Regions from separate parts of the Homo sapiens genome. Here region 1 is linked to region 2. Evidence: chromatin contacts called from ENCODE Hi-C or POLR2A ChIA-PET data. All regions are on one chromosome and are shown on one strand. The core of a region is the stretch at or near the end of the contact, and the rest is flanking DNA. Distances in the headings are between cores, read along the strand shown. Region 1 has its middle 160 kb from the start of FGF1. Region 2 has its middle 150 kb from the start of SPRY4-AS1.

Evidence for each region. A loop is a pair of places that touch in the nucleus more often than their neighbours do. ChIA-PET counts read pairs that join two places held with the same protein, here RNA polymerase II (POLR2A). Pooled maps may share reads with other maps.
Region 1: a map of MCF 10A shows a loop between it and region 2 (5-fold over the local background). The contact joins two enhancer-like sites. A Hi-C loop is called at or near these places in 4 of 168 maps with a recorded cell type or tissue (IMR-90, MCF 10A, aorta and 1 more) and 2 of 50 pooled maps. POLR2A ChIA-PET finds 5 or more read pairs at or near these places in 3 of 52 experiments (AG04449, T-cell and endothelial cell of umbilical vein).

Annotation. Positions count from the first base shown.
Region 1 is chr5:142,528,229-142,533,908 of GRCh38, reverse strand. No RefSeq gene overlaps it. Among named protein-coding and RNA genes, the nearest start is that of FGF1, 160 kb to the left of the region's middle. Within about 2 kb of position 4,113, at least 4 of the 41 ENCODE cell types and tissues checked have a DNase peak (open chromatin) inside an H3K27ac peak, as active enhancers do; they include endothelial cell of umbilical vein, where a contact is called at or near this core.
Region 2 is chr5:142,469,648-142,475,575 of GRCh38, reverse strand. No RefSeq gene overlaps it. Among named protein-coding and RNA genes, the nearest start is that of SPRY4-AS1, 150 kb to the right of the region's middle. RefSeq lists enhancers at 1-507, 508-1,076, 2,978-3,272. Within about 2 kb of position 3,100, at least 7 of the 41 ENCODE cell types and tissues checked have a DNase peak (open chromatin) inside an H3K27ac peak, as active enhancers do; they include endothelial cell of umbilical vein, where a contact is called at or near this core.

The sequences.
Region 1 (5,680 bases), core at 2,864-5,363, 57 kb before region 2:
CCAGGACCCCAGATACCAAAATCTGAGGATGCTCAAAGTCCCTTGTGTAAAATGGCTTAGTATTTGCATATAACTTAGGCACATCCTCCCATATACATCATCTCTAGATTACTCATAATACTTAATACAATGGTAATGATATATAAATAGTTACACCATTTTTTACTTGTACTTATTATTATTATATATACTTTTATTGTTTTGGGTTTTTTTCCGAATATTTTCTTTTTCTTTTTTTGAGATAGAGTCTTGCTCTTGTTGCCCAGGCTAGAGTGCAATGGCACGATCTTGGCTCACAGCAACCTTCGTCTCCCAGGTTCAAGTGATTCTCCTGCCTCAGTCTCCTGAGTAGCTGGGATTTACAGACGTGCGCCACCATGCCCAGCTAATTTTTGTATTTTTTAGTACAGACAGGGTTTCACCATCTTGGCCAGGCTGGTCTCAAACTCCTGACCTCAAGTAATCCACCCACCTCGGCCTCCCAAAGTGCTGGGGTTATAGGCATGAGCCACTGTACCCAGCCTCCAATATTTTCTATCCACAGTGGGTTGAATCTGCAGATGCAGAACTGGTGGACACAGAGGACTGACTGTACTTCCAGGGAATTCTGATGCAAGAGACTCACAGACCACGCTTGGAAAAACTCATGTAGTTGATGCAAAGATGAGAAAAGAGATGATAAACCCATGCTTAGAAACCACTTCTACATCTTTTCAGCCCCATTTCTGGCATTTGATCGCTTTTTTTCCCTATTTCTCTCTCCCTTATCTTTTTGCCGACTTTTCTCCTATTTGTCCTTAGTTTCAGCTCAAATGTCACTTCTGTTGCCTGCTCTCATCACATCCTTTGACTCTTGATAGCACACATCACCCTGATAAGTATGAAACTTCTGTCTGTGATTAGATGCTTCCTGTCTACTTCTCTTGATGGAGCGTAAGCACCAGAGGGCAGTAACCAGGACCCGTTCAATATGCCTGGTGCCCAGCACAGCACTTGGCACACAGTGAGCCATCAGCAGGTGTCTGCTGGACAAATGAAGGAATAAAAAGTAATACTAACTTTATTACCAGACAAGACTGAACAGCACACAGAATTCATAAATAACAAATACAGAATAAAGTTCATTACCAACAAGAATTGGATACCCTACTTCCTGTTCTCATAATCTTTCCCAAGGTTCTTGGAAAGACAGTTTTCATAGAGGAAACTGCACTTTCAATGACAGATTTGGGGACAATTGCTCAGAATAGGCAGGAATTCATAATGAAATTATGGCCCTCTGCTCTAGCCTCTCCTCCCACTTACTTCCCTCCTGGTTTCAGTTGTCATCTTGCACTGAAGCAACAGCGTCCCCTCCTTCCTGGCTCCCGCCAATTTTATCTAAGCAGTTCCAAAACAGGAGAGCTGCTGGCCCAAGGAGGCAGGGTATTCCAGTGGCCATCATTAATTGCGTGTGTTCCCCGAGTTATGTGCATTTTCATTTGTGCATTTATCTCCATCCTAAATGGGGCCCTTAAAGCTCCTTTACAATTTAACCTTGAGCCAAATAAGCATTGAATTTCACAACCAGAGCTTATGCTCATGTATTTATGGCAAGGTAGGAAGTGGGATTGTTTTAAGTATTTGTGTCTCCAAATTGGCCGCTGATTCTGTCTGGAAAAACTGAAAGAATGCATATGAAGGGGTGAGAACAGGAACTGTTCTACAAAGGTTTCCAGAACTCTACAGTGACCCTGAAGTTGGGGCCTGGGAACTAAGTTCATGTGACATTATTCCTTCGGGACACAATTCCCAGTATAACAGGGTAAAGAAGGACAAAACCAACAAGAATGTTCAACACTTCCTTTTTTTTTTTTTTTTTTGAGACGGGCTCTCACTCTGTCACCCAGGCTGGAGTGCAGTGGCGTAATCTTGGCTCACTGCAAGCTCCGCCTCCTGGGTTCAGGTGATTCTCCTGCCTCAGCCTCCAGAGTAGCTGGGATTACAGATGTCCACCACACCTGGCTAATTTTTGTATTTTTAGTAGAGACGGGGTTTCACCATGTTGGCCAGGCTGGTCTTCAACTCCTGACCTCAGGTGATCCGCCCACCTCGGCCTCCCAAAGTGCCGGGATTACAGGCATGAGCCATCGCGCCTGGACAACACTTCCATTTTAACAAAGATAATAAAACATCCTTGTACTGAAACCCGTTCATCTCAGAAAACATTAAGAGAACTATGCATGATGATTCTTTCAAATCTGGTTGACCTTATTTTCCTGTAAAATTCTCTTTGGTTTTGGCATCAGAACTGAGTTCTGAACTGAGGAAAGTGTAGTGGTGTCCCAGCACCAGGATTTGGTCTTCAACACAATAAACGGCTTTGTCAAAGGCAGAACGATGCGCAGCCCACTGGGTTCAAGTCCATGCCTATTGCTTACTACCTGAATGATATAGAACATGATACTTCCTCTCTGTGCCTTGGTTTCCTCAGTTGTGAGATGGGGATAATAATACATACTGGAGATGACAGTAGACACTTCATAAGATTGTTGTGAGGTCTAATGGAAAATGTGTGTAAAGAGCTTAGCACAAGGCCTGGCATGGAGTGAGTGTTAGTGACTATTAATTCAAGGTCTGGATTCAGAGAGGTCTCTCAGCTTTAAGACACACACTTGTATGATAAGGTCCAGCTGACTTCCTAAAGCCCATGTAATAAATGTATCTGCTGGACAGCTGTCCTTTTAAGTGTAAGTAACTTCTGGGTGTTTCCAAGTCTGGGACATTGCTTACTTACCTCATTAAGTCCTACTTCTCAGAGAAGCTGCTGCCCCACATTCCTGGCCTTCCTTGAAGATGGAGTGAAGGTATATGATCAGTCTTCTCTAATCAGAGAGACTTATCTTCACAAGAGTAACATGCATAATCCATTTTGTGGCAAGGGTAATGGCGTGACACGTGGTGCTTGGGGGCAGCCATCGGGAGGCTCAGAAGTTCAGAGCCCACGTCACAGTGAGAGCTGCAGAGGTGGACACAAGTGTGTGTATGTGTGCGTGTGTGTGTGTGTGTGAGAGAGAGAGTACACTGTGTGTGTGTCTAAGCATTCAGTAAATGAAATAGGGATATGATTTCAAATCAGTTGGGGAAGACAGTTTAGTCAACAAGCAGTCTAAATATATCTGACAACTCATTTAGAGGAAAACTTAGATTCTTACTTCTTATAATACACTAAGACAAATTCCAAATGGATTAGGGTTTAAATGTAAATCAATGACATGAAATAATATATGAAGCTATCAGAAAAGTATATAGGGAAATAGTAATATGATCTTGGATGGGGATGGTTTTTCTACGTGTATTAGGATGTCCCAGTTGAGCCTGAACTGGGACTCAGAGTTTGGCTCTGTTTGGAACTGGGCAGGCTCGTACAGCCAGTGTGGGTTGGGAGCAAATATATAGTTTGGGATTTTATTTGTCTGCAGGTAAACAGGCCTTCAGGAGGTGAGGTGGCAGGAAGGAGTTAATGGTAGATATTGACTGAAATGGACACAGGTTATGGTAAGAGGCTTCTGGCCCCAGGGACCAGATCTGAGTGCCCATGAAGTAGGGACAGTTCTGTTAGGAACATAGTGTGGCCCTAGCACAATGAGCATGGAAGGGACCATTTGAGCACCCAGAAGGCCTTCTGGGCCTGAAAGCACAAGGACTCGAGGCTTTCGTGGAGGTCTACAAGGTAATGCAAGTAGTATGGAGGCAAAGCCTGCCACGCATGAGGATCAGGAGCAGAAGTTGTGGCCACCTCACCTGCTAGATGCTTCCTTGTTTATATAAGGCTGGTTCTACAGATAATCAGTAGATTAAGAAATGACTCAGAGGGCAGATTCTGGCAAGACCATGGTGGTGATATAGTCTTTGAATCTCTTCGAATTCTCACACTGAAACAGAAAACCAAAAAAGCATGGAAGCATTTACAGCAAAACTAGATATTACAGATTAAATAATGGTGGCAAATACTCTGCAGCTCCTTACATCAAAAGCTGGAGTCTATCCTTCCACTCTTTGTGTCTGGACTTGCTTTCAACAATGGAATGTAGAGGAAGTAACACTGGCTGACTCCACAGCCTTGGTCTTGTTGAACAACCTGACTCACCTCCCTAATGATGAGACACCTCCATGAGTTCATAGTTTTGTTTTGTTTTTTTTTTAAGTCAGTTTTTGATGATGACAGGGAATCAATTCATTATCTTAAAAATTGATGTATAGGCCAGACATGGTGGCTCATGCCTGTAATCCCAGCACTTTGAGAGGTTGAGGCGGGTGGATCATGAGGTCAGGAGTTCGAGACCAGCCTGGCCAACATGGTGAAACCCCATCTCTACTAAAAATACAAAAAATTAGCCAGGCGTGGTGGCAGGCGCCTGTAATCCCAGCTACTCGGGAGGCTGAGGCAGGAGAATCACTTCAACCTGGGAGGCAGAGGTTGCAGTGAGCTGAGATCATGCCATTACACTCCAGCCTGGGCGACAGTGCCAGACTCTGTTTCCAAAAAAAAAAAGAAAAAAAGAAAAAACTTGATGAATAAAGAGAAAGCATTTATTCTGCCTTTCCTATATGAATTGTGCCACTGTGTAAGCAAATATTAGATGAGGCACAGCACCTCTTTATAATAAAAAGTATTCCAGTGAATGAATGAGAAAAAAGAACTAGAATCATCAGCAGCCTATAACCCCAATGAATTAAGACTGAGGCGGCCAGGTGCGGTGGCTCACACCTGTAATCCCAGCACTTTGGGAGGCCGAGGCGGGCGGATTAAGAGGTCAGGAGATCGAGACCATCCTGGCTAACACAGTGAAACCCCGTCTCTACTAAAAATACAAAAAATCAGCCGGGCGTGGTGGCGGGCGCCTGTAGTCCCAGCTACACAGGAGGCTGAGGCAGGAGTAAAGTGTGAACCCAGGAGGCGGAGCTGGCAATGAGCTGAGATCGCACCACTGCGCTCTAGCCTGGGCAACAGAGTGAGACTCCGTCTCAAAAAAACAAACAAACAAACAAACAAAAAGACTGAGGCAATGTGCACCAACAGCTACTAACATTACAAAAAAAAAGAGACAAGCAAACTTGATGTGCCACCTGATGAAGAAATGCAGTACCATTTATAGTCTTGCCCAAGGGATCAGCCATAAGTCTGATCAAGCCTCTGAATCAGTTGCCAATTTGCAGGAAATAAAAAGGACATAGGCAAACACGCTGAAGTGCACCATGGGATCGAAATGGACCAATTCCAGACCGTGGGCAACTCTACGGGTTGAGTACCTCTAATTTTTCAACAGATAAATTCTTTTTTTTTGAGACGCAGTTTCGCTCTTGTTGCCCAGGCTGGAGTGCAGAGGGGCAATCTCAGCTCACTGCAGCCTCCGCCTCCGGGGTTAAAGCAATTCTCCTGCCTCAGCCTCCCAAGTAGCTAGGATTACAGGTACCCGCCACCATGCTCAGCTAATTTTTTGTAATTTTAATAGAGACGGGGTTTCACCATGTTGGCCAGGCTGGTCTCTAACTCTTGGCCTCAGGTGATCCCCTTGCCTTGGCCTCTCAAAGTGCTGGGATTACAGGCGTGAGCCACTGTGCCTGGCCTCAACAGATAAATTCTAAGGAAAAGAAAAGAATGGTGAGAAATCTGTTAAAGAATCTTTTAAGAAATTGT
Region 2 (5,928 bases), core at 1,851-4,350:
CCTGTCCTCAAGCGGTTTACAAATCATGGAGCAGGAGAATATTTTATAACGTTAATGCTGAATTTTTCTCCGGGTTTCCATGGCCCTTGCCCTATTCAGTCAGCAGGACTATTTTGTGTTTCTTGCCTTAGGGAAGGAATGGATGACAAGCAGGAAGAAAATTTCTTTTGAGCTTCAAAGACTACACCCTGTTGGGAATGGAATGGACTCTGGTAATTAACACTTTGGGGGAAAATACATGATAATGTAAGAACAAGGCTTCCTGACCCCACAGGAGATTAAAGTCTCCCAACCAACCTCCAAACAGGATGAACTCCAAGGGAGGGGGAAACAGCAAAAAATTCCAGACAGGTTTGGAAGCTCTGAGAGCTGAGGTGACCCATCCCTAGGGGAACTGTCAAGACCTCAGAGAGGCAGGGCTGCATTAAGGCATCCGGGTGCTAGGCAACCATGCAGAGTTCCCTTGCCCCCAGCATGGTGTGGGGCAGAAGAAGGGTCCCATGGGCCTAAGGGAGATGACAATGCAGGAAGAGCAGAGTTGCAGGACCTAACGAGGTCTTGCAGAGGGAAACAAGGGACAAAGAAGCATACTGTCCAGTCCCTGTGACTAAGGACTGGACAGGATGACATGCATTCTAGTAAATAGACAGATGACACAAGGCAAGAGATCCCATCTTGCCTTGGCCCTAATCCTCTAGAATATAGATGCTGCCCTGAGGCAAAGGGAGTAGGGTGGGGAATGGGATGGTATATTCACAAGCAGAAGGGGAGCTCAGAAAAGAAACTTAGTTATAAGAAAATTAAATTGACTCTGTGGCACTGGGAGTGGCACCTGCTACACAGAATTGAAGAGTTAAGGTTTGTACTAATGTAACTGCCTCTGGGCAGAGATCATCATCATGCTATGACGTGTAAGGACAGCTATGCAGTTGGGGAGCCACAGAAGGCTTCAGGGAGGGGGTGAAATGTGAGCAGGGTTCTCAGGCTGTTAAGAGTTTTCAGAGATGGAGATAGCAAATAGGGAGGTTGGAGAAAAATGCATTTCAGAAATGAGAAATCCTTAGTCAAGGATGCAGGGGCAGGAAAGCTTTGCATACATAAAGCAATAGCTCCTCTGACTTATCTACAGCTCAGGGTATATGCAGGTGAGAGCTCACAATCAGTCACTTAGTGGAGAGCCTTAAGTGACAGACCAAGGAGCCTGGCTACTATGTGGTAGATAATAGGGAATTACTAAAGGTAACTGAGCAGTGGACTGAGACGATCAACGCTGCCTTAAGAATACAGAGCTGTCTGGGCCGGGCGCGGTGGCTCACGCCTGTAATCCCAACACTTTGGGAGACCGAGGTAGGCGGATCATGAGGTCAGGAGATCGAGACCATCCTGGCTAACACGGTGAAACCCAGTCTCTACTAAAAATACAAAAAATTAGCTGGATGTGGCCTGGCGGGGTGGCTCACACCTCTAATCCCAGCACTTTGGGAGGCCGAGACGGGTAGAACACCAGGTCAGGAGGTGGAGACCATCATGGCTAACATGGTGAAACCCCGTCTCTACTAAAAATACCAAAAAATTAGCCAGGCGTGGTGGTGGGCACCTACAGTCCCAGCTACTCGGGAAGCTGAGGCGGGAGAATGGCGTGAACCTGGGAGGCGGGACTTGCAGTGAGCCAAGATCATGCCATTGCACTCCAGCCTGGGAGGCGGAGCTTGCAGTGAGCCAAGATCATGCCACTGCACTCCAGCCTGGGCAACAGAGCGAGACTCCATCTCAAAAAAAAAAAAAAAAACTAGCTGGGCATGGTGGCGGGCACCTGTAGTCCTAGCTACTTGGGAGGCTGAGGCAGGAGAATTGCCTGAACCCAAGAGGCAGAGGTTGCAGTGAGCTGAGATCGCACCACTGCACTCCAGCCTGGGAGACAGAGTGAGACTCTGCCATCTCAAAAAAAAAAAAAAAAGAATACAGAGCTGTCAAGAGTTGGAGGAAAGAGAATGAAGGAGAGGGTGACAGCCCAGGCACTAAGATGTAAGGGACTGGAAGTGCAATTGGAGCTATAGGAATGGACAGAGAGAGGCTGATGGAGACAGGGTTGGGCATCCTTGGCAAGAACTGATGTCAGGGAACAGGGAGGAAGGAGTTAATGATGGATGCTTCTAAGGTTACAAGGATGAGGAGGTGGGGAAAGGCAAGGTTTAGGCCTGAAGTAGAATATGTCAGTTGGAAATATGGATCTGGATTTCAGAAAGAGAGAGAGTAATATCAATAGTTGACCTTTGTTGTTAGAACTAGAAGAATTTTTTTTTCAGAGACAGGGTCTTGCTATGTTGCCCAGTCTGGCCTCAAACTCCTGGGTTCAAGCAATCCTTCTGCTCCAGAGTTACAAGTCACTGGGCTATAGGCACACACCAGAGTTGGAAGGGATTTTAAAGATCCCCTAGACTACTGCTTCTCAAACTTTAAAAGTGTGCATATGAATGTCACTTCAATAAAAAATGTAATAAATTCCCCCCAAAAAAGTATGTCCATCATTGGGGATCTTCTAAAAATGCAGATTCTCATTCAGGAGGTATGGGATGGGGTCTGAGATACTGCATTTCTAACAATTCTCAGGCATGCTGAGGCTGCGGTCCAGAGACCACACTTTAAAGAGTAAAGGACCAGACCAGTATTTCCCCAAGTATAACGTGGATGTGTCTGAGAGCACATATGAGGATTTTAGGTGATTCATAGACATTCTATTTAAAGATCTATTCGCTATTTGCTTATAATAGTGATGTGAAGTTTTCTTTAAATGCATTTAAGTATTAAAAAGTTAATTTGAAGAAATATTAAATAACAATGGAGGAGGCAGGCAATGGTGGCAGAAATTGGGCAGGTGGCCTGCAATTAGTAAAGTCTGGGGCATGCTTGTAGGAAGCTTCTGGGGGTACTTGTAGGAAGAGGGGAAAAATTTTACCCTACTCAGGGTAAAATCCAGTTTAGAGTAAGTAGTGGTGATGCAAGAGGAAAAAATGCTGCTTGATGGAACAAGGTGACTAACAGAGAAGGTGACTGAGCATTTCCGGAGCCTATGAGCATTTCCGGAGCTGTGAGCCCAGCACTGTATTGTAGTGTCATTTACTCTTCATGACTCTATAGATATGTATGTTACCATGATCCTAATGAGGACACTGTGGCTCAGAGAGGTCACCCTAGGTCGCACACCCTGAGCATATGTAAGTATCACAGCCAAGACTTGAATCCAAGTCTGTGTGACTCCAGAGCTGCACGCTTAACTTTTCTCTCAATTACCCTATTCAGCAGGCTGGAGACTTGTACAAAATTCTCTTTTCAATGCTGCTGCTGCTATTTTTCTACTAAGGCAGCTCGGTGTAGCTTTTTTTTTGTTTTTTGTTTTGTTTTGTTTTGTTTTGTTTTTTAAGACAGAATCTTGCTCTATCACCCAGGCTGGAATGCAGTGGCACGATCTCAGCTCATTGCAACCTCCGCCTCCCAGGTTCAAGCGATTCTTGTGCCTCAGCCTCCCGAGTAGCTGGGATTACAGACATGCACCACCACGCCCAGCTGATTTTTGTATTTTTAGTAGAGATGAGGTTTTGCCATGTTGGCCAGGCTGGTTTTGAACTCCTGGCCTCAGGAGATCCACCTGCCTCAATCTCCCAAAGTGCTGGGATTACAGGTGTGAGGTACTGTGTCAGCAAGAATTGTGTGAATGTCACAATTCAGCAAGAATGTCAGCAAGAATTGTGTGAATGTCACAAGAATTGTGTGAATGTGTCAGCAAGAATTGTGTGAACGTCAGCAAGAATTGTGTGAATTCAAATTCATTGAATTCTGTTTTGTAAATCAGGTATTATCATTCTCATTTTCTTTCTTTTTTCTTTTTTTTGAAATGGAGTCTCGCTCTGTCACCCAGGCTGGAGTGCAGTGGCGCGATCTCAGCTCACTGCAAGCTCTGCCTCCTGGGTTCACGCCATTCTCCTGCCTCAGCCTCCCAAGTAGCTGAGACTACAGGCGCCCGCCACCACGCCCGGCTAATTTTTTTCTATTTTTAGTAGAGACGGGGTCTCACTGTGTTAGCCAGGATGGTCTCAATCTCCGGACCTCATGATCTGCCCTCCTTGGCCTCCCAAAGTGCTGGGATTACAGGCGTGAGCCACCGTGCCCGGCCTATCATTCCCATTTTCAAGATGACAAACTGAGGCTTACCAGAGTTACACAATCAGGATTCAACACTTGGGTCTCTCTGACTCCAGGTTCAAGGCTTTTCCAACAAGCCCACCCCAACCCCGCTCCTCTTTGTGTGTTACCGTTGCTAATAATCAGACTTTCCTCCCCAGGCTGGAGTGACTTCCTACCATTTGCCAAACACATGCCCCCCACCTTGCTCTCTGCCCTGGTGGACAGATGACACCGTTTAAACCAATTCAGAGTTTAACCTATAATCTTGGTGTCAGTTGGTGGCTAATAGCTGCCTTGTAAGTTTAATAGGTGCACCAGATCTCCGGCAGGTGCAGACAAACCACAAAGAAACCCACTCTGAATCTCTGCATGCTGGAACTGTCCCTAGATTACAAACCAAACTGCATGTAGCGGTGCCATCAGGCAAGTCTCTTAAGTTTTGTCAGGAATGCTACAAAGACTTTTTAAAAAACCAACCTTTGTTTCAGATGTTACTAAAAGGAAAGGTACTGTAAATAACTCTCACATGGGGCTGATCAATTGCCCTTCTAAACCAAGATCTATTCATACAGCATTGTAACCAAAACCTGAAATACTGTTATTTTGCAAGGAGAGGGCATTCTAGAAGCAAGGATTTAAGTGTCAGACAAATAAGATTTACTCCAGATTCTAGTCAAAATCCCCTTTAATTTATGTTAAACATAGTATTTTAAGCATCACTAATTTTCCCTTCAAACAGGACTTCCATCTAGAAGCCAGGCCTTCTGACTTCCCTTTCCCGTCAATTCCCACAGTTCCCCTCCCTTTCCAGGCTTCCAGGCTACTTTACACAAATGCTTTCATCTCCATCAGTGGCTTTCCTGTTCAATGCATCATGACATTAGCATGGTTTTTCCCATCATTTTCCATCTGGACCCCACTCACCTAACAAAGTTTGCTCATCACTCATAGGCACACAGAGTCTGCAGGAGTGAGAGTAACAGGGCATCATGAAGGGACTGGCCAGGACACAGAAAACCCAAATCCTACCACAAATCAGCCACCCTTCCCCATGAGGCCCCAAGGGAAAGGGGTGCAAGGAGGACAGAGCAAGGCAAAGTAACACCTTATTATTGGCTGGTTGGCCTCTGGCTCTGAGTAGAACCCCAGCAACACTGGCTGGCTTGCGAGCTCCCTCACTGGAGCTAGCGAGGCTTGAGTGCCCCAAGGGGTTTTCTTGAATGCCCACCCCCAGACCCAAATCTGTGCCTCCACCCAGAGCCAGCCACCACAACACACCAGCAAGAAGAACAAGCAAGACAAATGGGGCGACGGACCCAATGCCTAGAACGGAGTAAACCTAGGCCACTCTCCCAGTCCTCTCCAGCCAGAGGAGGGTAAGGGTGGACCCTGGAGAGAATGAATGGGAATGAATGAACAGACAGACAACATGACAAGTGGGCAAAAAAAGAACTGTCAGGCCTTCTTCAATGGGGCAGGCCTCAGTCCAAGTTATTTCTCAGCCTCCTGGGAAGGAGGGCAGACAGAGCAAAAATAGGCCCCATCTCTTACTCTCAGAAGCAGAGAGTGAGGAGACAGCAGGAGAGAGGTCCCTGGAGGGAACAGGAGTCCAGTGCTTAGGGGTCTGGCCACACAAAAGCAGAGTGAGAAAGGCCCCACAAGTCTGCGCATCCAAGGCCGTGGAGCCGAATGCTCCATCCACCTCCCCCAGCCTCCTCAACACAGGCGCACATTCTCACCTGCACC